Regions from separate parts of the Homo sapiens genome. Here region 2 is linked to region 1. Evidence: read pairs that join two places in POLR2A ChIA-PET (ENCODE). Cell type or tissue: B cell. All regions are shown on one strand. Links, peaks and the distances in the headings refer to the core of each region. The heading gives the core; the rest is flanking DNA. Region 1 overlaps CNTNAP1 (contactin associated protein 1). Region 2 has its middle 17 kb from the start of TUBG2.

What was found. Peaks named below come from ENCODE experiments on the same cell type or tissue, not always from the same donor. Only the 100,000 strongest peaks of a DNase experiment are listed, where the experiment ranks them.
Region 2: POLR2A ChIA-PET joins it to region 1 with 11 read pairs; 5 of 35 experiments call an interaction of 5 or more read pairs at or near these places.

Annotation. Positions count from the first base shown.
Region 1 is chr17:42,698,081-42,705,741 of GRCh38, forward strand. CNTNAP1 (contactin associated protein 1) reads left to right here. Exons shown (of 24, transcript NM_003632.3): 24 at 538-1,913. The coding sequence ends at 830. It overlaps EZH1 (enhancer of zeste 1 polycomb repressive complex 2 subunit), which reads right to left. Exons shown (of 21, transcript NM_001991.5): 17 at 7,008-7,103; 18 at 6,522-6,603; 19 at 5,660-5,740; 20 at 4,797-4,881; 21 at 2,195-4,512. The coding sequence ends at 4,452. Among named protein-coding and RNA genes, the nearest start is that of MIR6780A, 6.2 kb to the right of the region's middle. RefSeq lists a cis regulatory region at 623-1,804 and enhancers at 623-1,804, 6,770-7,410. In B cell, for the core only: no CTCF peak of the experiment used is centred there; a DNase peak (open chromatin) is centred at 4,571; H3K27ac peaks cover 788 bases.
Region 2 is chr17:42,633,886-42,650,089 of GRCh38, forward strand. It overlaps the pseudogene ATP5MGP7 and the pseudogene HMGB3P27. Among named protein-coding and RNA genes, the nearest start is that of TUBG2, 17 kb to the right of the region's middle. In B cell, for the core only: no CTCF peak of the experiment used is centred there; no DNase peak of the experiment used is centred there; H3K27me3 peaks cover 1,273 bases.

The DNA of each region.
Region 1 (7,661 bases), core at 1,486-6,485:
GAGACAGGCTATGCTGAAGGTGCCATATAACTGGGCAGAGATTTTTAGATGTTTGAGGATGAGACAGGCTATGCTGAAGGTGACATATAACTGGGCAGAGATTTTTAGATGTTTGAGGATGCTACAGATTTTTAAATAAAATATTAAAATGAGACTATAGCTAAGGGATGGGAAAATGGGGATACAGTAACACCTAGAGAGATAAGAAATTGGGGTAACTACCAGGGATGTGGAAAGAGAATATTAGAAACAGAAGGTGGCAGGGGGTAAGCCAGGAATTCAAACCTGCCAGACACTTGAGATGAGTTTAGTGTGGTCGAACAGCTAACTGAGGGTCATACATTATGCTTTTGGCCAAAAGTAAATGTGTGTGTGTGTGTGTGTGTGTGTGTGTGTGTGTGCAGGTGAAATCCCAAAGTGTGTGTATGTATACAGGTGAAATCTCAAAGAGTGCGTGTGTGTGTGTGTGTGTGTGTGTGTGTGTGTGTATACAGGTGAGATCCCAAAGATCTGAATTGTCCCTTTTCTTCTTTTCAGTTTTGGTGGCCTTTCTGCTGCTGGGGCTGGTGGGAATGTTGGTGCTCTTCTATCTGCAAAATCATCGCTATAAGGGCTCCTACCATACCAATGAGCCCAAGGCTGCCCACGAGTACCATCCTGGCAGCAAACCTCCCCTACCCACTTCAGGCCCTGCCCAGGTCCCCACCCCTACAGCAGCTCCCAACCAAGCTCCAGCCTCAGCCCCAGCCCCAGCCCCAACTCCAGCCCCAGCCCCTGGCCCCCGGGATCAGAACCTACCCCAGATCCTGGAGGAGTCCAGGTCTGAATGAGTCAGAAGGGCTTCTGGGACCAATTCCAGCTCCTGACATTCCCCCAGTCCTGCCTCTCCCCCATCCTATCAGGGACATTTGGCTCCTCTTAGCTGGCTCTGCTCATCCAGAGGATATTCCCCCATCCCCCCCCCATCAAGTTTGGTGGGCAGAGCTACAGATGGGACCCAAGGGAGTGGCCGAGCCTCACTGCCTAAACCAATGCCCTTCTCATCCCTGTTTCCCCAGGCTCCTGGCTGTTTATCTGCCCCAAAGGAGAAGCCTCATGGGGTTGACATAGGTCCTTTCTGCCATCTCTGTTCCAGCTGCTGTCAGGGATTAACAACAGAGTGTAGGGGAGATTAACTGCCTCCCTTCCAATAGACACTATCAGCAGGGACAGATGTGTGGGAGTGCAGGGCTGCAGAGGGTATGGGGGGAGGAGGCTGCTAAACCCTATCCCCCAGCCTCCCCCCTGCCCTGAAGATCTTCCATTTGCTTCCACTCAGCTGGAGGCTCAAGAGGGCTTGATGGCTGTCCCCTGCCCCCCTCCTTTTGTTTTGTACACAGAGACCAAGAGGCCTCAGTTTAGCACCTTAGTACCTCCGCTGCTTCACTTGCTTTAGCCAAAGCCATAAAAAACCTGCAACGTAGAGAAAATAATGCAGATACCCTGACTAGCCAGCCCTCTACTCCTCCAACCTTTTCCAAGATATGCAATGGCCTTTGTGCCTGCCCAAAGGCTTCGCCCCCTCCAGTGCATGAGGAACCCTCTTTCCTCCGCTCAGAGATGCTGCTTCATTTACCCAGGAGGTCATATTCTTTATATATATTTTTTGTTGCAAAGTGTCTCTCTAGAGAAACTCTATATATTATTCGAATTTTTAAATTATTTGTTTATATATAAAAGAAAAGCTCAATTGGCTGTGCTGTCCTGTGCTGTGCTGTGCCCACAGTCTGTAGTTTGCCTTTCCTGTGTTGGAAGTGTCGTGAGTCCTGCTGGTCACCCACCAGCCTGGTCCGGCCTCCACTCTGAAGCAGGGTTGAGCCTGCTGTGCTCTCAGACGCGGAGCCGTTCCAATAAAGCAGAGTGGCAGAGCCCCAGTCTGTGTGTGGTAGCTGGCGTCGTGGTTAGGGGATAAGTGGGATGATTTTAAGGGAACTAATCTGAGGGCTCAGGAATTTCTAGAAGGAGCTCTCAGAATCCTTGCATCACCTTCCAGGGACTTGACTGACTGGCTCTTGCCAGAACCCCCATCTCCCCCTTTCCCAGATCTCAGTGGGTAAGTGGGGATCAGAATGCTGATGCTTCGGCCCAACCTGCTCCTGGACCCCATCCCTGGATCCTTCCAGCCCCAAAGCACACAGTACACAACTTGCCAAAATGGATTCTAACACTTTATTAAGAGGTCACAAGCCACAGGACTTTAAAGTGCATGAAATTTATTGGCAATGAAGCCGCATGTATACCAGGCTCCCCTAGTCCCCACCACCTTGCCCCATCCATCATGACGTGGTGGGGAGGGGTTGAGACCCATCTTTAAAAGTGGGGGACAGCAGGGACAAAGGATGGGAAACTGGAGGAACAGGAGTATTCATGAACTGAAGCTGGGACAGGAGACTGACCACAGTGATTCTGCTCACTGAAGGAAGGGTGGGGTCAGTCTAGTCTCTCAAAGGCTGGTGAAAAGTTTTTTTTCACCTATTCCTCACAGCGAGCCCCTGGCATTTCAAATAGACCTAACTCCTCCTCTTCATCTTTCTCTGGTTTTCTCCTCTATGAGTAATTTGGAACCCACAGTCCAGCTTGAGGGTATCCCTGATATGCACAATGAATACAAACCACGGCGGATGCAGATTTCAGGATCATGCTGGGGCCTGGCCCATTTGGGTGGGAGGAGCTTTCTGTCAGGAGTTGCTGGGTGCGGGGTACGTGTGTGCCCTCCAGTGTGGTGAGTGAGAGCATGTGAGTGTGTGTGCATGTCCCATACCAAACCGTAAGAGGCAGCTGGGTCAGGAGGAACCCCACTTCTTCCTTCATGGGACAACAAGTGGAGTGGGAAGAAGCGGGGCTCTGAGTCCCAGAAAGAAGGGAGAAGCCTGCTCCCTACTGTAACACTCCCAGGCCAATCTATACCCGCCCACACCCTTTCTACTCAACATACTGCTCCTTGTTCCCAGCCAGCCCGGCACACCCACCATGGACACAGGGCAGCTCTTGCTGGCCCCATTCACATGAAATTCTTCTGTGTGAAACTCACTCGTCTGCCTCTCCCAGGAGATGAGACAGGACTGGAGGAGAATCTCCCACCCTCTCTTCTTCCCCCTCCCTCAGGAGTGGGATTTAGGCAGGGACCCTAGAGACCTTAGGCCAAACTCTACCCCAATCTATAGACCTTTTAAAAGAAATGGTTAAAGTGCTTTGCTCTGCATGAATGCCAGAGAGGGTGGCACCACAGCCTGGGACAGGTGGTCTACCTGCTTCTTCTCCCACTTCAGATACCCTCTGCCAGTGTGCCCTGCACACGGGGTGCCAGCCTAAACGCGTGCAATTTAGCCCCTCACCAACCTTGGAACATATTCTAACTCACCCTTTCCAAACAGCAGGCACTACAGACAGGAAAGCAGATTACACCAATCTTTCTCCTCTCTAGTCCAAGCCTGTGCCCACCTACCCTGAAGCGATAAGCAACACTGGCCATTGGGCCTTGCCTCTATGGGGAATGGAAGGCCTGAAAACACCCACAAATCCAGCGAGCCAGGATGCTCACACCTGCCAGGCATACCCCTAATGCTTCTTCAATAGCAGCATAATGCTTGCCTGCAGCTGCTAAGCCAGAACTTTGGAGGAGCTGGAGCACTGGTGTCTGTTCCCAGGAATCTGAAAACACTTCTCCATCTATCTCCAGAGTACACAGAGAAGGCTTTCTCAAAGCCTCCTGGGCCCAAGCTTAGCAGTTTAACTACTATCATCTGGCTGGTTCTCCCTCTCTGGCTAAGGAAGGATGGCGTAGCTTTCCTTCCCCCAGCCTTGAATGCCTGTACTTAGAACCCACACTCTTTCAGTTTGAGCCCTGCCACGAGGGAGGAGGTAGTAAGGTGACCTGTCTACCTCTGAGTTCAGTCTGTGCTGCCTGCCAGGCTCGCCTCTAACCCAGACCACTTGTAGGCTCCAGGGACCACACTTCACTTAGCCTGTCCTCTCCAGGTCTTAGGACCACAGAGGTTTGCCTGCATCCCAATAACATAAGGACTCTTGATGTGGAAAGCTACAATTACAGGCTAGCGCTTGTTGGGAACTGCCTAAGTTGATTCCTGAGGCCACAGCCTGGGGAGCCGACACGAAATCACGCATAAGTCATCCACCCCAGCCTGTGCTCGCTTCTTCTGAGGCCAGAGAAACAGTCTCCCATTTCTGTAACTCTCTGTCCTGGGAGACCAAGCCCTAGCTGCCTCTGTCTCCCCTCTCATTGAGACAGTTTTGTGCCCTCTGGACATGGCAGAGGCCTCACTACAGAGGGAGTGGGTTGGGGGGTTTCTCAGTGTGGGAGACACAGTGCAGGAGACTCGAGCAGCAGTGGTGTGAGCACGAAAGCCAAGACAGTGCCGCTACCATAAGTGCTGCCGTGGGGCCTGGGAGGGCTAAAGGACGTCGGTCTCCCTCTCGATCCCCACGTACTTGAGAGCATCAGCTTGGCTGTACCTGTCCCAGAGCAGGGAAGAGGAACCAGGTTACTCTCATGACTTTTGTGATTGAAAAGGCGGAGTCCCCTCCCGTTTCACTTCCCCTCCCACTCCTTAAGGGCTGTTTACAATGGTCCCACTTCTGAGGCAAGGCACCAGATATCAGAACAAGGGACACAGCCTTATTCACCGGGAGACTCTCTCCTCCATCTCCATTACCCTCCCTGAGCCCCCAAATCTATTCCAACAGCCACTCTTTCCAATTCCTGGGCCACATCCCAAGGACCATTACTGGCACCTCACCTGTAATCAAAGAAGAGCTCTTCGCCAGCTTGAATTGCCCTCTTGGCAAAGATCCCAATCCGATGGTCTCCATTCACCATGACCACTGCAAGCAGGATAAACCCGAGGCTAGGTTCCTACCCAACTCCAAGTCAATAACCAGTAGGCTTCTGGGTTGATTTTCTCCAAATTCCCAGTGAAAACATGAATCAAATGGAATTAGAAAGTAGTCAATATGGTAGTTGCCTCTATGCTTTTAGATCTGTTATTATGGCAGAAAAATTATCTTTATTATTATTATAAGTGGGGTTTTTTGTTTTGTTTTGTTTTGTTTTTTGAGACAGAGTCTTGCTCTGTTGCCCAGGCTGGAGTGCAGTGGCATGATCTTGGCTCATTGCAACCTCTGCCTCCAGGGTTCAAGCGATTCTTGTGCCTCAGCCACCTGAGTAGCTGGGACTACAGGTGCACACCACCACGCCCCCCAGCTGATTTTTGTATTTTTAGTAGAGATGGGGTTTCACCATGTTTGCTAGGCTGGTCTTGAACTCCTGGCCTCAAGTGATCCACCTGCCTCAGCCTCCCAAAGTGCTGGGATTACAGGCGTAAGCCACCACACCCAGCCTATTATTATTTTGTGAGATGGGTCTCACTATGTTGCTCAGGCTGGTTAAATCATGTTTGTGGGAAAGTGTTTATAATGTATTCGCTGAAAAAAGCAGATTAGAAAACTAAGATTGAGAGGGGCCTAAAATGATACCAGATATTAATCATGATTATCTTTGGACAAAAAATAGCTCAGCTAAGGAAAATGTTCAACAACGAATGGAAATCACAGTAAAGAGGCATCCATCCCCCACCCCACCTCCCAGGTTACTGGGACTCACCTTTGGCATAACAGTTGGGATTCACTGAATGATTTGCAAATCGAATTTTGTTTCCTTTCCGAGTAGCATCCACTACAAAATCTGTATAAAGTAAATCAAGGAAAACCATAAGCACAGCAGGCAATTCCACAGCTTCTCAGCTTGAATTTAAAATCAGTTAAATGGTAACAGAAACACTTTAGTCTGATGGGAATGTTGAAGCCCAGTGTGCTAACAGGAGCAGAGGAAAGCATGCAGCCTCAGAATTCAGCCTTGTGTGGGAGCACTCCCTTTGGGTCCCTCTTTGAATTATGGATCTTCTCATCTACTGGGCAGGGAGATTTCTCAGGTAAAGACGCTCAGCACTCCTATTACAAACAGAACCCAGAAATGGAGGTTCTTCCAAAGCAAGGGCACTGTGGCCTGTGGGATCCCCAAGTGTGATCCTGCCCCCTTGCTCTATGCATCTGCTGGAAGATTCGGAGCTGATCTAAACTTGGACTACAGCAAGGGCAATCTGGTAGAAAGATCACCTTGGGGCCAAGTGCGGTGGCTTACTCCTGTAATCCTAGCACTTTGGGAGGCCGAGGCGGGTGGATCACTTGAGGCCAGGAGTTCGATACCAGCCTGGCCAACATGGTGAAACCCAGTCTCTACTAAAAATACAAAAATATTAGCCGGGCATGGTGGCAGGTGCTTGTAGTCCCAGCTACTCGGGAGGCTGAGGCAGGAGAATCACTTGAACCCGGGAGGCAGAGGGTAGAGGCTACAGTGAGCCAAGATCGCACCATTGCACCCTAGCCTGGGCAACAGAGCAAGACTCCGTCTCAAAAAAAGAAAAAAAAAAAAGACCACCTTGGGATGAGACAAAGTGACTTCATACCATTATTGAGGTTGAAGAGGAAGCTGGACATGTATTTGTCATAGACCTTTCCGCGTCGATCAGCCTCATCCTGAGAGATGAGCTAGAGAGATAGACAAATAACAAATAGGAGTATCAGGCTGCCTGCTCAGGGCATGGTACCCTGCCCCCAGAAAGGGCTGGGTGGTATCTCACATGGGTGCTTACTGAGCATCATGATGAGAATCACAAGAGAGCAAGTTCAAGTTATGCTGTTCCAATTCCCACCCAGGCCAACCAGTTTTAAGGCTGAAAAGAGCCCCCCTCATCTCTTGTGTCTGGAGTTGCCAAAGAGTTGAACAGTGGTTTCAGTACTGCAAACGGTTCTGTGGGATCTCCCCAAGAGGCCACGTGAGAACACAGCTGAGTTATTTAGAGATTAATTCAAAGAAGCCTGGCCCACAGAAAATCAGAGTTTCTCATCAGTCTCCCCCGAGTAAGAATGTGGGCCAAAACTATAGCACTCACCTCACCACAGTATTCAGAAATGAATTCGTTCTTCTGCACAGACTCCTTTATGAAGGTGCCCCATCCGGCCACATCAGAGGGGGCCAGCAGCAGGTGCTGGGGAAGAGGGGGCCAAGTCTCAGACTACAGGGTGTGCATGAGTAGGGGGTGTGTGCTGGATGTGCACATGTGTGGTGGGGGTGGGGTGGAAAGAACCAGCAACTGTTAAGAGGATCTGAAAGCAGAAAAAGGTCTAACCCATTCTTTTCTGCTTGGGAGAGAAAAGAAAATGGGAGGTGGTGACGAACGGAAATAGGATATCTCTTCCTTTATCCATGGAGCCCTCCTGGGCCTTAGTCTATAGGAATTCACTGCAATGTGTGAGGTAAACATAGACATCACCAAAGGTGCATACACCTCGCAGCTCCTTTTTGTCTGGCCAGTTCAAGGAACCACTTTTCTTTCTCTTTTTGGAGATGGAATCTCACTCTGTCCCAGGCTGGAGTGCAGTGGTGCGATCTCGGCTTGCTGCAACCTCCACCTCCCAGGTTCAAGCGATTCTCCTACCTCAGCCTTCTGAGTAGCTGGGATTACAGGCATGCACCACCATGCCTGGCTAATTTTTATATTTTTAGTAGAGACAGGGTTTCACCATGTTGCCCAGGCTGGTCTCGA
Region 2 (16,204 bases), core at 4,838-9,837, 61 kb before region 1:
TCGAACTCCTGGAAATATTTGGAACTATAGGCAGGGGCCACCATGCGTGTGTTTTTTTGGGCTTTTTTTTTTTTTTTTTTTTTTTTGGTAGAGACAGGGTCTTCCTATGTTGCCCAGGCTGGTTTCAAACTCCTGGTCCCAAGGGATCCTGCCATCTTGGCCTTGGGAGTCCAAGGGATTATACGCATATAATCCCAAATCCTGGGATTATACACATGTGCCACTGTGCCCAGCCTCCTGTCTTCAATTAGAGTGTGAAATTACTATTCTGAGAACTTTACAGTGTTGATTTTTTTTTTTTTTTGAGGCAGTCTCTCTCTGTCGCCCAGGCTGGAGTGCAGTGGCGCCATCTCGGCTCACTGCAAACTCTGCCTCCCCGGCTCAAGCCATTCTCCTGCCTCAGCCTCCCGAGTCGCTGGGACTACAGGCACCCACCACCACGCCCGGCTAATTTTTTGTATTTTTAGTAGAGACGGGGTTTCACGGTGTTAGCCAGGATGGTCTCGATCCCCTGACCTCATGATCCGCCTGCCTCAGCCTCCCAAAGTGCTGGGATTACAGGCGTGAGCCACCGCACCCGGCCTACAGTGTTGATTTAACAAACCAAATGATAGTAGGAAACTAAAATCATGTCAAATGTTAATGCTTAATAACAATATCCTAAATAGTTTTTAATTTAAAAATTTGCCTAGCACTGTGTTACTAACCTGTAGTCCTACCTACTACTAGGAGGCTGAGGCAAGAGAATTGCTTCAGCCCCAGGAGTTCAAGGTTGCAGTGAGCTATGATCATGCCACTACACTCCAGTCTGGGCAACAGAGAGACTCTGTTTCTACAAAAATAAATAAATAAGTAATAAATATCAATTAAATCAAAATGGACTAAAATTCTCAACATACATATAAAAATAATGGAAGCAGGCCAGGCGTAGTGGCTCACGCCTGTAATCCCAGCACTTTGGGAGGCCAAGATGGGCGGATCACCTAAGGTCAGGAGTTCAAGACCAGCCTGGCCAACATGGCAAAACCCTGTCTCTACTAAAAATACAAAAATTATCTGGGTGTGGTGGCAGGTGCCTGTAATCCCACCTACTCTGGAGGCTGAGGCAGGAGAATCGCTTGAACCTGGGAGGAGGAGGTTGTAGTGAGCTGAGATTGCACCATTGCACTCCAGCCTGGGCGACAAGAGCAAGACTCCATCTCAAAAAATAATAATAATAAAATAAATAATGGAAGATGTAGGAATAAAGGAATAATAACTTAATCCCAGATACTTAAAAAAATCAATTTACAAAATATAATAACATATTAAAACTTTATGTAAGAAATATATTTTACCATATTAGAAAATATTTCAGGCTGGGGACAGTGGCTCATGCCTGTAATCCCAGCACTTTGGGAGGCCAACATGGGAGGATCGCTTGAGGCTAGGCGTTCAAGACCAGCCTGGGCAACATATCAAGACCCCGACTCTATTACATTTTAAAAAAATATTTTAAGTTTTGGTCAGGCACGGTGTCTCAAGCCTGTAATCCCAGCACTTTGGGAGGCTGAGGCGGGTGGATCACTTGAGGTCAGGAGTTGGAGACCAGCCTGGCCAACATGGTGAAACGCCCATCTCTACTAAAAAAACAAAAATTAGCCGGGCATGGTTGTAGGCGCCTGTAATCTCAGTTACTCAGGAGGCTGGGGCAGGAGAATTGCTGGAACCCAGGAGGTGGAGGCTGCAATGAGCCGAGATCACGCCATTGCACTCCAGCCTGGGTGACAAGAGCAAAACTCCATCTCAAAAGAAGAAAAAAAAAGGTATTTGTGAAAGCATAGAAGCACAAATGGTTGGAATAGCAGGATCTTTTCTTTTCTTTTCTTTTTTGAGACAGGGTCTCGCTCTGTCACCCAGGCGGGAGTGCAGCGGCAAGAGCTTAGCTCACTGCAACCTATGCCTCCTGAGTCCAAGCAATCCACCCACTTCAGCCTCCCGAGTAGCTAAGACTACAGGCACATGACACCATGCCCGGCTAATTTTTGTTCTTTATATAGAAGCGGGATTTCACCATTGCCCAGGCTAGTTTCGAACTCCTGGACTCAAGTGATCTGACCACCTCAGCCTCCCAAAATGCTGGGATTATAGGCGTGAGCCACTGCGCCAGCCCAACAGCAGGATCTTAGAAAGGATCTCTGACAAAAGGCCCAACATAAATATATAATTGGTTAAATAGAAATCATGTTTAAGAAGGAAAAAAAATATGTGTAATTTTCCTAATAAAAGGAAAATACAGACCATGCACATAATACTAATACTATTATTTGTAAATGATTCAAATACATTTTTGAAAAAGAGAAGGATCTGAGTTTCCTCATTCACGATACGGTGAGTTAAACTAGACTTGTGTGCTTATAATGGGCCATAGGTGTGCTGGATCGGGACCCTTCCGCTCTGGCTGGAGCCTGCAGGCAGCCCATCCTGCAGCAAGCTGCTTCTTCCCTTCCCTTTTCTTGGGGTGTTGGATAACTTCTTCATTTTCTATGTGAACCCTCTGCAAGAAAGCCCGGGAAGCCTACTTAAGAAATGAGCTCCAGGTCCTGCTTAGGTCTAGCATGTGTCACTGTACCTCTAATAAATCATCATGATGCACTGTAGCAACAAGACAAACAGACAGAACCTCCATGTTGCACAAAAGGTAATGAAAATGACAGAAATGGCCGGGCGCAGTGGGTCACGCCTGTAATCCCAGAACTTTGGGAGGCTGAGGCAGGGAGATCACAAGGTCAGGAAATCAAGAACATCCTGGCCAACATGGTGGAACCCCATCTCTACTAAAAATACAAAAATTAGCTGGGCATGGTGGCGGGTGCCTGTAGTCCCAGCTACTTGGGAGGCTGAGGTAGGAGAAACGCTTTAACCCAGGAGGCGGAGGTTGCAGTGAGCTGAGATCGTGCCACTGCACTCCAGCCTGGTGACAGAGCAAGACTCCATCTTAAAAAAAAAAAATGACAGAAATACCCCTATTCTTCTAATAGCTACATTTCTGTAAGTTAAATACTTCAAAAAAGTTAGGGCTGGGCGAGGTGGCTCACACCTGTAATCCCAGCACTTTGGGAGGCTGAGGCGGGCGGATCACGAGGTCAGGAGATCGAGACCATCCTGGCTAACACGGTGAAACCCCGTCTCTACTAAAAATACAAAAATTAGCTGGGCGCGGTGGCGGGCGCCTGTAGTCCCAGCTACTCGGGAGGCTGAGGCAGGAGAATGGCGTGAACCCGGGAGGTGGAGCTTGCAGTGAGCCAAGATCGTGCCACTGCACTCCAGCCTGGGCGACAGAGCAAGACTCCGTCTCAAAAAAAAAAAAAAAAGTTGGATGGGGTCTTGCTATGTTGCCCAGGCTGGCACTTTTCTGTCTTTCTTTCCTTTTTTTTTTTTTTTAGACAGAGTCTCACTCTGTCATCCAGGCTGGAGTGCAGTGGTGCAATCTTGGCCCACTGCAACCTCTGCCTCCCAGGATCACATAATTCTCATGCCTCAGCCTCCCTAGGATTAGAGGTGTGCACCACTATCACCAGCTAATTTTTGTATTTTTAATAGAGACAGGATTTCACCATGTTGGCCAGGCTGGTCTCAAACTACTCGAACAAGTAATCTTCCCACCTCGGCCTCCTAAAGTGCCAGGATTACAGGTGTGAGCCACCTTGCCCGGCCTCAAATTTATGTTTGGAATAAGTTTTCCATTTAAAAGCAACTGTGGGCCGGGTGTGGTAGTTCATGGCTGTAGTCCCAGCACTTTGGGAGGCCGAGGTTGGCGGATCACCTGAGGTCAGGAGTTTGAGACCAGCTTGGCCAACATGGTGAAACTTCATCTCTACTAAAATACAAAAATTAGCTGGGTATGGTGGTGCGCACCTGTAATCCCAGCTACTTGGGAGGCTGAGGCAGGAGAATCGCTTGAACCTGGGAGGCATAGCTGAATCCTGAACATGTAACTTCAATCTGATCAGTTATGTATCTTTTCAATGCTCTTCAATAAAAGAAAGAAAAAGACTCAATTAAGCATATTGTAGAGCAGTGCTTCTTAAACTTGAATATGTGTACAAACAACCCAGGAACCTCCTAAAAATGTAGATTTAGATTCAGTAGGTCTGCATGTAGTGGGGCGTGAGACGGTATGTTTTTCTTTTCCTTTTTGTAAAAATAGAGACAGGATCTCTGTCACCCAGGCTGGGGTACAGTGGCTCGACCTTGGCTCACCGCAATCTCCGCCTCCCGGGCTCAAGTTATCCTCCCACCTCAGCCTCCCCAGTAGCTGGGACCACAGGTGTGTGCCACCATATCCAGCTAATTTTTGCATTTTTTATATTTTTATATTTTTTGTAGGGTTTCTCCATGTTGCCCAGGCTGGTCTTGAACTCCTGGTCTCAAGCGATCAGACTTGGCCTCCCAAAGTGCTGGGATTACAGGCTTGAGCCACTGCACCTGGCCTTGCTTTTCCTTTTTTTGAGACAGGGTCTGGCTCTGTCCCCCAGGCTAGAATGCAGTGACGCCATCATGGCTTACTGCAGTCTCAGCCTCCTAGGTTTAAGGGGTCCTTCCACCTCAGCCTCTGAGTAGCTGGGACTACAGACGTGCACCAACACACCTGGCTGATTTTTTTTTTTTTTGGTAGAGATGGGGGTCTCCCCATATTGCCCAGGCTGGTCTCAAACTCCTGGGCTCAAGCGATCCGCTCACCTCAGCCTCCCAAAGTGCTGGGATTACAGGTGTGAGTCACTGCACCCGGCTGAAATGGTATATTTTAAGCAAGCTCCCAGGTTGTCCAGAACCACACAGTGAAGAGCATGGCTACAGAACGGTGGTTCTCACACTTTCGGTGCATGAGAATCACTGGGAGGGCTTGTTAAACCAGATCGTTGGGCCCACCCCCAGGGTTTCTGACTTAGAAGGTCTGGGGTGGCATATGATATTCTGCATTTCTAACAAGTTTCTCCATGATACTGATGTTGCCTGTCCGGGGACCACACTTGGAGATCCACTGCTGCCAAGGAAAGCATATTAGATTGTGAGAGTCAAAACCCGGGTTACTAACTGGCCCTATGACTCTATCAGGTAGAAATGCATTCAACAGAACAACCAATTAACAGTAGCTTAAACAAATAATAGTTTGTTTTTCTCATTTGTTAAATCCAGAGGTGGGCAGTCCAGGTCTGGGGTGCTTCTTAGAAAGTCAGCAAGAACACGTGGTCTTTCTTTCTTTCTGCTCCACCATCACTAACGTGGCTTTTGCGTTCATAGGCACAAGATGGCTGTGGAACCAAGTTCCTAGCAGAAAGAAGGGAGCAGAGACTGGGCATGGTGGCTCACACCTGGAATCCCAGCAGTTTGGGAGATGGAGGCAGGATAATTACTTGAGCCCAGGAGTTTGAGACCAGCCTGGGCAATGTGGTGAAACCTGGTCTCTACAGAAAAAAACACAAAAATTAGCTGGGAGGCATGCACCTGTAGTCCCAGCTACTTGGGAGGCTGAGGTGGGAGGATCACCTGAGCCCGGGAGGTTGAGGCTGCAATGAGCCGAGATCATGCCACTGCACTCCAGCCTGGGTGATGGAGTGAGACCCTGTTAAAAAAGAAAAAAAAAAAAGGAAGGAGGGAGGGAGGGAACGAGAGAGAGAGAGAGGAAGAAGGAAGGAAGGGAGGGAGGGAGGGAGGGAGGAAGGAAGGTAGGTAGGAAGGAGCAGAGCCAATGGGGAAGGAGCATCCAGCTTCACTTGCCCTTTTGAGAAAGTTTACCCAGGAGCCCTGCTCCATGACTTCTGCTTACATCTCGTTGGCCTGAACTGTGGCAAACACAGACCAATCACTGGGCGGCAACTAGGGTGAAAGGGTGAGACTTGCTGCTTGACACTGTCTGCCACAGGGACCTCTGATGTAGACACAAAATCTTAAGCCATGCATAGTAGCACGCATTTGTAGTCCCAGCTACTTGGAAGACTGAGGCAGGAAGATTGTGTGAGTCCAAGAATTGGAGGCCAGCCTGGGCAACAGAGCGAGACCCTCTCTCTCTGTCTCTCTCTCTTTGAAACAGAGTCTTGTTTTGTCACCCAGGCTGGTGTGCAGTGGTGCAAAGACTGCAGCCTCGGCCTCCTGGCCTCAAGCGATCCTCCCACTTAGGCCTCCCAAAGTGCTGGGATTAGAGGTGTTAGCCACCATGCCCAAGACAAGGTCTTGCTCTGTTGCCCAGGCTGCAGTGTGGTGGGATGATCTCATCTCACTGCAGTGACCCTATCTCTTAAACAAAAAAATCTTAATATAATTTCAATGCTACAGAAGCTCCCAAAAGTAGGCACGTACCTCAGCTCTGTGACCCTCAGTCTGCTTATCCATAAAATGTATGAGATGCATGACTGGCATTTTGCGTAGGACAATTCATCAGCGTGTGGAGCTCTCCTGTGCATCGCAGAGTGTTTAGCCTCTCTAATCTCTAGGTACCAAATGCCAGTATCACCCACCCACAGCATTGTGATAAAACCAAAGGCCTCTGTGGGTTTGCAAATACCTTCTGGTTGGGTGGGGTATGGGAGGGGACCACCTTCCTGGGCTGGAAACCACCATACTTTTTTTTTTTTTCTGTCACCCAGGCTGGAGTGCAATAGTGTGATCGTAGTTCACTGCAGCCTCAAACTCCTGGGCTCAAGCAATCCTCCCACCTCAGCCTTTGGAGTAGCTAGAAGTACAGGCACACAACACCATGCTCATCTAATTTTTAGGTTTTTTTAAGAGACGGCGGTTTCATTGTGTTGCCCAGGCTGTAGCCTCTTTTATAAAGGTTAGAGGTTTTTCTGTTTTGTTCTGTTTTTTTTAACTTTCTCTGTTGCCAGGCTGAAGTGCAATGGCACAATCTTGGCTCACTGCAACCTCCACCTCCCAGGTTCAAGCGATTCTCCTGCCTCAGCCTCCCAAGTAGCTGGGATTACAGGTGCATGCCATCACATCCGTCTGATTTTTGTATTTTTAGTAGAAGCAGGATTTCGTTATGTTGGTTAGGCTGGTCTCGAACCCCTGACCTCAAGTGATCCTCCTGCCTCAGCCTCCCAAAGTGCTGGGATTACAGCAGTGAGCCACTGCACCTGGCCTCTATCTACTATTGTTCCAATGATCTAATGACTTCAAAATCACTCCTCCATATTTCCAGAAGACCTTCCTCTCCACATTGGGTGGCGGGGCAGGGGGGGGGGGGGGTCTCACTCTCATCCCAGGTGACTTTTATTACGTTGGTGCAAAAGTAGTTGCAGTTTTTGCCATTACCTTTATTTTATTTTATTTATTTATTTATTTTTTGAGACGGAGTCTCGCACTGTTGCCCGGGCTAGAGTGCAGTGGCACAATCTCAGTTCACTGCAACCTCTGCCTCCTAGGTTCAAGCAATTCTCCCGCCTCAGCCTCCCAAGTAGCTGGGATTACAGGCATCTGCTACCACGCCCGGCTAATTTTTTGTATTTTTAGTAGAGATGGGGTTTCCCTATGTAGGCCAGGCTGTTCTCCAGTGCCTGACCTCATGATCCACCTGAGATCATGCTGGGATTACAGGCGTGAGCCACCGCGACCGGCCTATTTTTTTATTTTTTATCTATTTATTTTTTGAGACAGAGTCTCACTCTGCTACCTAGGCTAGAGCGCTATGGCTCCATCTTGGCTCAGTGCAACCTCTGCCTCCCAGGTTCAGGTGATTCTCCTGCCTAAGCCTCCTGAGTAGCTGGAATTACAGGTGCCCACCGCCACATCTCGCTAATTTTTGTATTTTTAGTAGAGACGGGTTTCATCATGTTTGTTGGCCAGGCTGGTTTCAAACCCCTGACCTCAGGGGATCTGCCCACCTTGGCCTCCCAAAGTACTGGGAATACAGACGTGAGCTGCCGCACCCGGCTGCCATTACCTTTAATGGCAAAAAGCACAATTACTTTTGCATCAACCTAATATGTCCATCTGGATGGTCCTGGCTGGACTGGCAGTTCCCCTTTACCAACACCCTTTACCTCTTCTCTATTTCACTTGCCCACACAGTGGCCAGAGCCCAGCACTTGCCATCCATGAACTATTCCTTAACCTTAAACTTCACTAGCTCTGGCCGGGCATGGTGGCTGTAACCCCAGCACTTTGGGAGGCCAACGCGGGCAGATCACTTGAGGTCAGGAGTTCGAGACCAGCCTGGCCAGCATGGTGAAACCCCGTCTCTACTAAAAATACAAAAATTAGCCAGGCGTGATGGTGCATGCCTGTAGTCCCAGCTACTCTGGAGGCTGAGGCAGGAGAATTGCTAGAACCCAAGAGGCAGAGGTTGCAGTGAGCTGAGATCATGCCATTGCACTCCAGCCTGGGCAACAGAGCAAGGTTCTGTCTTTAAAAAAAAAAAAAAAACTTCAGTGGGTCATCCGTGGTTCATCCCTTCCTGCATCTCCACTTTCTCATTCCCTTGGTCTCATTCTTCTTCCCTGTGTTTATTCACCCTCCTCAGCTATCAGCCCCATTCTAGCTTCACATTCTTCTTCCTGCAGCCTGGATATGCTGATCCATGCTTCTTCCATTCCCCTGATCCTCCCCTCATCCTCCTGGGAGAACCCCAGCCCTGGTTCCAGCTGACTTTCTGCCCTCTTATCCCACACTTGGCAGCTGAGCACTGATGGAGGCAGTGCACACCCAAGCAGGTGGTTGCCATGACAACCCGGTGGTCTCTGGCCACTCCACTCCTGGGCTGGGAGCTCTTCTGGGCTGTCCTTGTCAGTCCTTTCTGTTTCCTACCTTTATCCTCCTCCCTTCTCATTGTAACTCTCGACAGATAACTTCACTCCTACTTGTAGGTGAAAATAGAAGCCATCAGGCAGAAGCCCCCCTCAATTCCTGCCCCCCACTCCCACCCCACTGAAACATTTATTTTTATCCACTCTTATTCTTTCCTCCCTTTTATTGTGGGAAAGGTTTCCTTCCTGTACTTAATCCCTCCACCTGAGCCCTGCATCCCAGTAGTTCAGCCTCCTCAGGGACCTTGGCTCTCAAAATCGCCTCTCTGCCCTTGCAGTATTTTAACATGTTAGCCTCTCTTCTCTCCTAAAAAGCCAGGTTCCCCAGACACTACAAGTCTCCCTTTCTCTCTTTTCTCTTGGAGCAAGGGTTCCTAACCTTTTTTAACTGTGGATTCCTTCGGCAGTCTGGTGGGGGTTTTTTTGTTTTTTTTTTTTGTTTTTTGAGGCGGAGTCTCGCTCTGTCACCCAGGCTGGAGTGCAGTGGCGCAACCTCTGCCTTCCCGGTTCAAGCAATCCTCCTGCCTCCGCCTCCCAAGTAGCTGGGATTACAGATGCCCACCACCACGCCCAGCTAATTTTTTTGTATTTTTAGTACAAAAATACCATGTTGGCCAGGCTGGTCTCGAAACTCCTGACCTCAGGTGATCCGCCTGCCTCAGCCTCCCAAAGTGCTGGGATTATAGGCATGGGCCACCGCCCCGGTGTTTTTTGAATACATAAAATGATACACATAGAATTACCACAGGAACCAATTATATACAATATGTTGTTACAATATTTTTAAGTTGCCTGAATAATTTTTGACATAGTTATACATTTTCTTTTATTTTGTGTCCTTTATTAATGCATTCAATAACGAGATCTTGAAGTGGGCCTAATAACTTCTGTATTTAATTTTTTTTTTTAGAGACAAGGTCTCACTCTGTTGCCCAGGCTAGAGTGCAATGGCACGATCATAGCTTACTGTAACTTCAAACTCCTGGGCTCAAGCAATCCTCCTGCCTTAGCCTCCCAAAGTGCTGGAACTATAGGCATGTGCCACCATGCCTGGCTAATTTTTATTTATTTATTTATTTTTTTGTAGAGAGAGGGGGTCTGCATGTTGCCCAGGCTGGTCTCAAACTCCTGGGCTCAATTGATCCTCTCACCTTGGCATCCCAAAATGCTGGGATTACAGGTGTGAGCCATCACACCCAGCAATTTCTGTATTTTTAAAATATTGATAATTATAAGCAATATTTTGCTACAGCTGCATCAAAAAACTTTTTTTCACTAGCTGAGCATGGCAGCATGTGCCTGTAGTTCCAGCTACTCAGTAGGCTGAGGTGGGAGGATTGCTTGCGCCTGAGAGGTTGAGGTTCCAGTGCATGGTGATTATATCACTGTACTTCAGCCTGGGCAACAGAGCGAGACCCTGAACCCTCCAAAAAAAAGTGTATACTCACCGACCACTTCCTTATCTTCCACACATCTCAATTTTATGATTTCTCAAACATCCCTTTGTGCCAACTGTGTATAAGGTTAAGCAGTGATTGTTTTGGCAGCACATATACTAAAATTGGAATGATACAGAGATTAGCAAAATTAAATTAAAAATTCAAAAATACAAAAAGGATAAGTAACCTTTTGCAATCTAGTTTTTACTCCATGGCCCAGGGCCACTAGTCTTCCCAAAGGTTCCAATGGTCCCTTGAATTTTTTTATTTTATTTTATTTTTTTGAGACAGAGTCTCACTCTGTTGCCCAGGCTGGAGTGCAAGTGCCATTCACTCAGCTCACTGCCACCTCTGCCTCCCAACCTCAAGCAATTCTCCTCCATCAGCCTTCAAGTAGCTGGGATTACAGGTGCGCACCACCATGCCTGGCTAATTTTTGTATTTTTAGTAGAGATGGGGTTTCACCATGTTGGCCAGGCTGGTCTCAAACTCCTGACCTCAAATAGTCCATCCACTTAGGCCTCCCAAAGTGCAGGCTGGGATTACAGGCACGAGCCACCGTGCCTGGGCCCTTGAATTTAAAGCACATTTTCTGGCCGGGTGTGGTGGCTCACGCCTGTAATCCCAGCGCTTTGGGAGGCTGAGGTGGGTGGATCACGAGGTCAGGAGATTTAGACCATCCTGGCTAACATGGTGAAACCCTGTCTCTACTAAAAAATACAAAAAAATTAACTGGGCATGGTGGCGGGTGCCTGTAGTCCCAGCTACTTGGGAGGCTGAGGCAGGAGAATGGTGTGAACCCGGGAGGTGGAACTTGCAGTGAGCCTAGATCGCGCCACTGCACTCCAGCCTGGGTGACAGAACAAGACTCCGTCTTGAAAATAAATAAATAAATAAAAAATAAAGCACATTTTCTTTTCTTTTTTTTTGAGACAGTTTTGCTCCTGTTGCTCAGGTTGGAGTGCAATGGCGCAATCTCAGTTTACCTCACACCACCTCCATCTCCCGGGTTCAAGTGATTCTCCTGCCTCAGCCTCCTGAGTAACTGGGACTACAGGTATGCGCCACCATGCCTGGCTAATTTTGTATTTTTAGTAGAGATGGGGGTTTCTCCATGTTGTTTAGGCTGGTCTCGAACTTCTGATCTCAGGTGATCCACCCGCTTCAGCCTCCCAAAGTGCTGGGATTACAGGTGTGAGCCACCACGCCTGGCTTTTCTTTTCTTTTTTTTTTTAATAGGCATGTTTCAGAGCTCAGTTTGATTACGTAACATCTAGCATGAGTGACTCCATTCTGGTTTGGTCTGGATCGCTAGGGCCTAGGACAGGAGGCTAGTCTAAAGCAATGGACTCCTGTAAATTGTATTTAACAGCATGAATAGGATCTTCCACGGAGAATATGTGGTCTGGGAACATCCTAGATTGGAAGAGGACTAGACTACAACCTGACAGTGAATGGCAAAGAAAAATGAAGGAGCCAGCAAAAAAAGCAGAAAGAAAACTGGCGTGTGTCAGTATGGTTTCATTGCCTACCCCTTCATTTGGGACAAAGCCTCGATTTCGTTTTGCATTCCACCCTTCCTCCAAGTGGTTCAGCAATGAGTCCTGATTAATCCAAGCCAATCACTGTTATCACAATTCCCTGCCAGGGACTGATTTAGGAAGGGGCATATAATACAATACAGGCCAGTGAGATGTGAGGATAAAGACTTCTGGGGGCTTCTGGGGAAGGTCTCCTCATTGGTTAAAAATAAAGAGACATATGGGAAAAGACACACTCTCTAGCTGCATTTTTTCATGTTGGGATATAGCATTGGAATGACTTGTATTAGGGTTTTCCAGAGAAACAGAACCAGTAGGTTCTAGATATAGATATACAGATAGATATTTATATATGAGGAGATTTATAGGAATTGGCTCATGTGGTTATAGAGGCCAGGAAGACCCATGATATGCTCTCTGCAAGCTGGAGAACCTGGAAAGCCAGTGTGTAATTCTGTCTGAGTCCAAACGCCAGGTAATCAGCTGAGGGCCAATGATGTGGGTCCCACTCTGAGTTTGGAAGCCCAAGTCCGAGGGTAGGAGGAAATGGGTGTCTCAGCGCAAGCAGAGAGAGGGAGTTCACCCTTGCTCGATCCTTTTGTTCTATTCAGGCCTTTAATGAATTGGGTGATGCCTACCCACACTGGGAGAGCCATCTGCTTCACTCAGTTCATCAGCTCAAATGAGAATCCCTTCCAGAAACACCCTCACAGACACAGCCAGAAATAATGTTTTACCGGTTATCTGGGCATCCCTTAGCCCAGTCAAGTAATACACCCAATTAACCATCACACACTGCTGCAGTCATCCTCGAACAGTGCAGAGAGCACCTTTAGGACAAGCCATCGTCTTCAGGGTGGTAGATCAGAATGGTGGACGGTAGCTGGGAGCAACAGCTCATGCATGTAATCCCAGCACTTTGGGAGGCCAAGGCAGGCAGATTGCTTGATCCCAGGAGTTCAAGACTAGTCTGGGTGACATGGTGAAACCCTGTCTCTACCAAAAAAAAAAAAAAAACAAAAAAATTAGCTGGGCATGGTGGTGCATGCCTGTACTCCCAGCTACTTGGGAGGCTGAGGCAGGAGGATCATTTGAGCCCAGACGTCGAGGCTGTGGCGGGCCAAAATCATGCCACTGTACTCCAGCCTGGGTGATAGAGTGAGACCCTATCTCAAAAAAAAAAAAAAAAAAAAAAAAAGGTGGAAGGCACCCAAGTCCCTGATGACACTGCTGAGCCTTCAAATTAATCAGCCCTGAAGCTCTTCAAATGTGAGGTATATTTTTCCTATGGTTCAAGCTACTTGACTTGGATTCTTTTTTTTTTATTTGCAGCTAAAGGCACAGCCATAGAGAAGAATACTGCAAGAGCCTAGGCGGCAGAAAGCTCCAAAGAGGAAACGAGTTGGCATCTGAGGCTGCAGGGAAATGGAGTCATATGGAGACAGAAAAAGGTACTTTAGGCTGGGTGTGGTGGTGCATGCCTGTAATCCTAGCTACTTGGGAGGCTGAGGCAGGAGAATCGCTTGAACCCAGGAGGCAGAGGTTGCAGTGAGCCGAGATCGCACCACTGCACCGTGCCAGCCTGGGCAACAAGAGTGAAACTTCATCTCAAAAAAAAAAAAAAAAGAAAGAAAAAAAGGCCAGGCACAGTGGCTCATGCCTGTAATCCCAGCACTTTGAGGGCCAAGGCAGGAGGATCACTTGAGATCAGGAGTTTGAGACCAGCCTGGCCAACATGGTGAAACCTGGTTTCTACTAAAAATACAAAAATTACCTGGGCATGGTGGTGCGCGCTGGTAATCCCAGCTACTCGAGAGACTGAGGCAGGAGAATCGCTTGAACCTGGGAGGCGGAGTTTGCAGTGAGGCAAGATCATGCCATAGCACTCCAACCTGGGTGGTAGAGCGAGACTCTGTCTCAAAAAAAAAAAAAATTAAATTAAATAAATTTTAAAAAACCACACCACGAGATTCACAGCACCCAATCTAAAGAGCTCAGTTTACCTGTTGCCATGATAATGAGGCCCCCTCTGTTTCAATCCTGTAAGGAAATCGCTTTGAAACAACCAATCCACTTTTTGTTCTCTGTTTCTGCTTTCCTCAGTCCTTTTCTGTCTATAAAACCAATCTTTTGGATGTTCAGCTGCCTGTTTGGGGTGACGGACTTTCCATCCTAGAACCACGGCCTAATTTGTCCGTAACCTCACAGAGGTGACTCTGGCGCTAGTGAACAATGCTGCTGTGACTTATGTGAAACCTCAACTGGCCACATTTTGGTACTATGCCAAAGTTGAGCTGGTTCCTCCACCCCTGTTGAGATCCCTAGAGCTATCCAAAGCCTGGGGGAAAAAAATAAGTCACTAGTGCTCAAACTGGTAGCTTCAAACCGCTCACAGTTAAGGAAGTGGTGCTGAATGATTTGGTGGCCACTGAGGTGTGAATGTGGTTTTATGTTGGAGAGATCACAGGCAAGTGTGGCATGATTGGCTATAATATTTGAAGAACAAGACTAGTGAACAATACAGTCAGGATGGCTAAAGGTGACCCCAAGAAACCAAAGGGCAAGATGTCTGCTTATGCCTTCTTTGTGCAGACGTGCAGAGAAGAACATAAGAAGAAAAACCCAAAAGTCCCCATCAATTTTGCAGAATTTTCCAAAAAGTGCTCTGAGAGGTGGAAGACAATGTCCAAGAAAGAGAAATCTAAATTCAATGAACTGGCAAAGGCGGATAAAGTGCACTATGATCAGGAAATTAAGGATTATGGACCAGCTAAAGGAGGCAAGAAGAAGGATCCTAATGCCCCCAAAAGGCCACCGTCTGGATTCTTCCTGTTCTGTTCAGAATTCTGCCCCAAGAGCAAATCCACAAACCCCGGCATCCCTATTGGAGACGTGGCAAAAAAGCTGGGTGAGATGTGGAAGAACTTAAATGACAGTGAAAAGCAGCCTTACATCACTCAGGCGGCAAAGCTGAAGGAAAAGTATGAGAAGGATGTTGCTGTCTATAAGTCGAAAGGAAAGTCTGATGGCGCAAAGGGTCCTGCTAAAGTTGCCCAGAAAAAGGTGGAAGAGGAAGATGAAGACGAGGAGTTCTGTATTCTACACTCGGTGCTAACTTTTTGGTATGTCTATTGCCTTCACAAAACCATATGACTTTGGTTTGCTATCTCTATTTTCTGAGCTTAAAATAGTGTGCAAGGCCGGGCGTGGTGGCTCACACCTGTAATCCCAACACTTTGGGAGGCCGAGGCAGGTGGATTACCTGAGGTCAGGAGTTTGAGACCAGCCTGGCCAACATGGAGAAACCGTGTCTCTACTAGAAATACAAAATTAACCGGGCGTTGTGGCTCATGCCTGTAGTCTCAGCTACTGGGGAGGCTGAGGCAGGAGAATCGCTTGAACCTGGGAGGCGGAGGTTGCAGTGAACCGATCGTGCCGTTGCACTCCAGCCTGGGCAACAAGAGTGAAACTCCGTCTCAAAACAAAACAAAACAAAACAAAACAGTGTGCAAACTTGCAGGTGTACCCACTGAACCTAGAATAAGAGTTGGAAAGAAAAAAATATATATATGGCAAATAAATCTATAAAGAAAAGGGGCCGGGCGCGGTGGCTCACACCGGTAATCCCAGCACTTTGGGAGGCTGAGGTGGGCGGATCACAAGGTTAGGAGACCGAGACCATCCTGGCTAACACGGTGAAACCCCATCTCTACTAAAAATACAAAAAATTAGCTGGGCGTGGTGGTGGGCGCCTGTAGTTCCAGCTACTTGGGAGGCTGAGGCAGGAGAATGGCGTGAACTGAAGGAGTGGAGTTTGCAGTGAGCCGACATCGCGCCACTGCACTCCAGCTTGGGCGATAGAGCAAGGCTCCATCTCAAAAAAAAAAAAAAAAACTATCAAGAAAAAAATTCCAGTGTTCCAGCCTAGTATAGATGCATAATAAAAAAAGAATAATCAAATGATCTACAAACAGGATTACTTTTAGGCTTATTTTCTTTTTCCTGTTCCTTGAGAAAACAATACAGAAACAGGGCTGGGCGCGGTGGCTCAAGCCTGTAATCCCAGCACTTTGGGAGGCCAAGACGGGCGGATCACAAGGTCAGGAGATCGAGACCATCCTGGCTAACACGGTGAAACCCCGTCTCTACTAAAAACACAAAAAATTAGCCAGGCGCGGTGGCAGCGGCTGTAGTCCCAGCTACTCAGGAGGCTGAGGCAGGAGAATAGTGTGAACCCGGGAGGCGGAGCTTGCAGTGAGCCGAGATCGCGCCACTGCACTCTAGCCTGGGCGACAGAGCAAGACTCCCTCTCCGAAAAAAAAAAAACAAAAACAACTACAGAAACATCCCATTTTGTTCTATTTCACAACTAAAATATGAATTTAGTACAACTCCCTTCACATAAAGAGCGTCGGCTCTTTGCCATCATTGTTTTAATTTT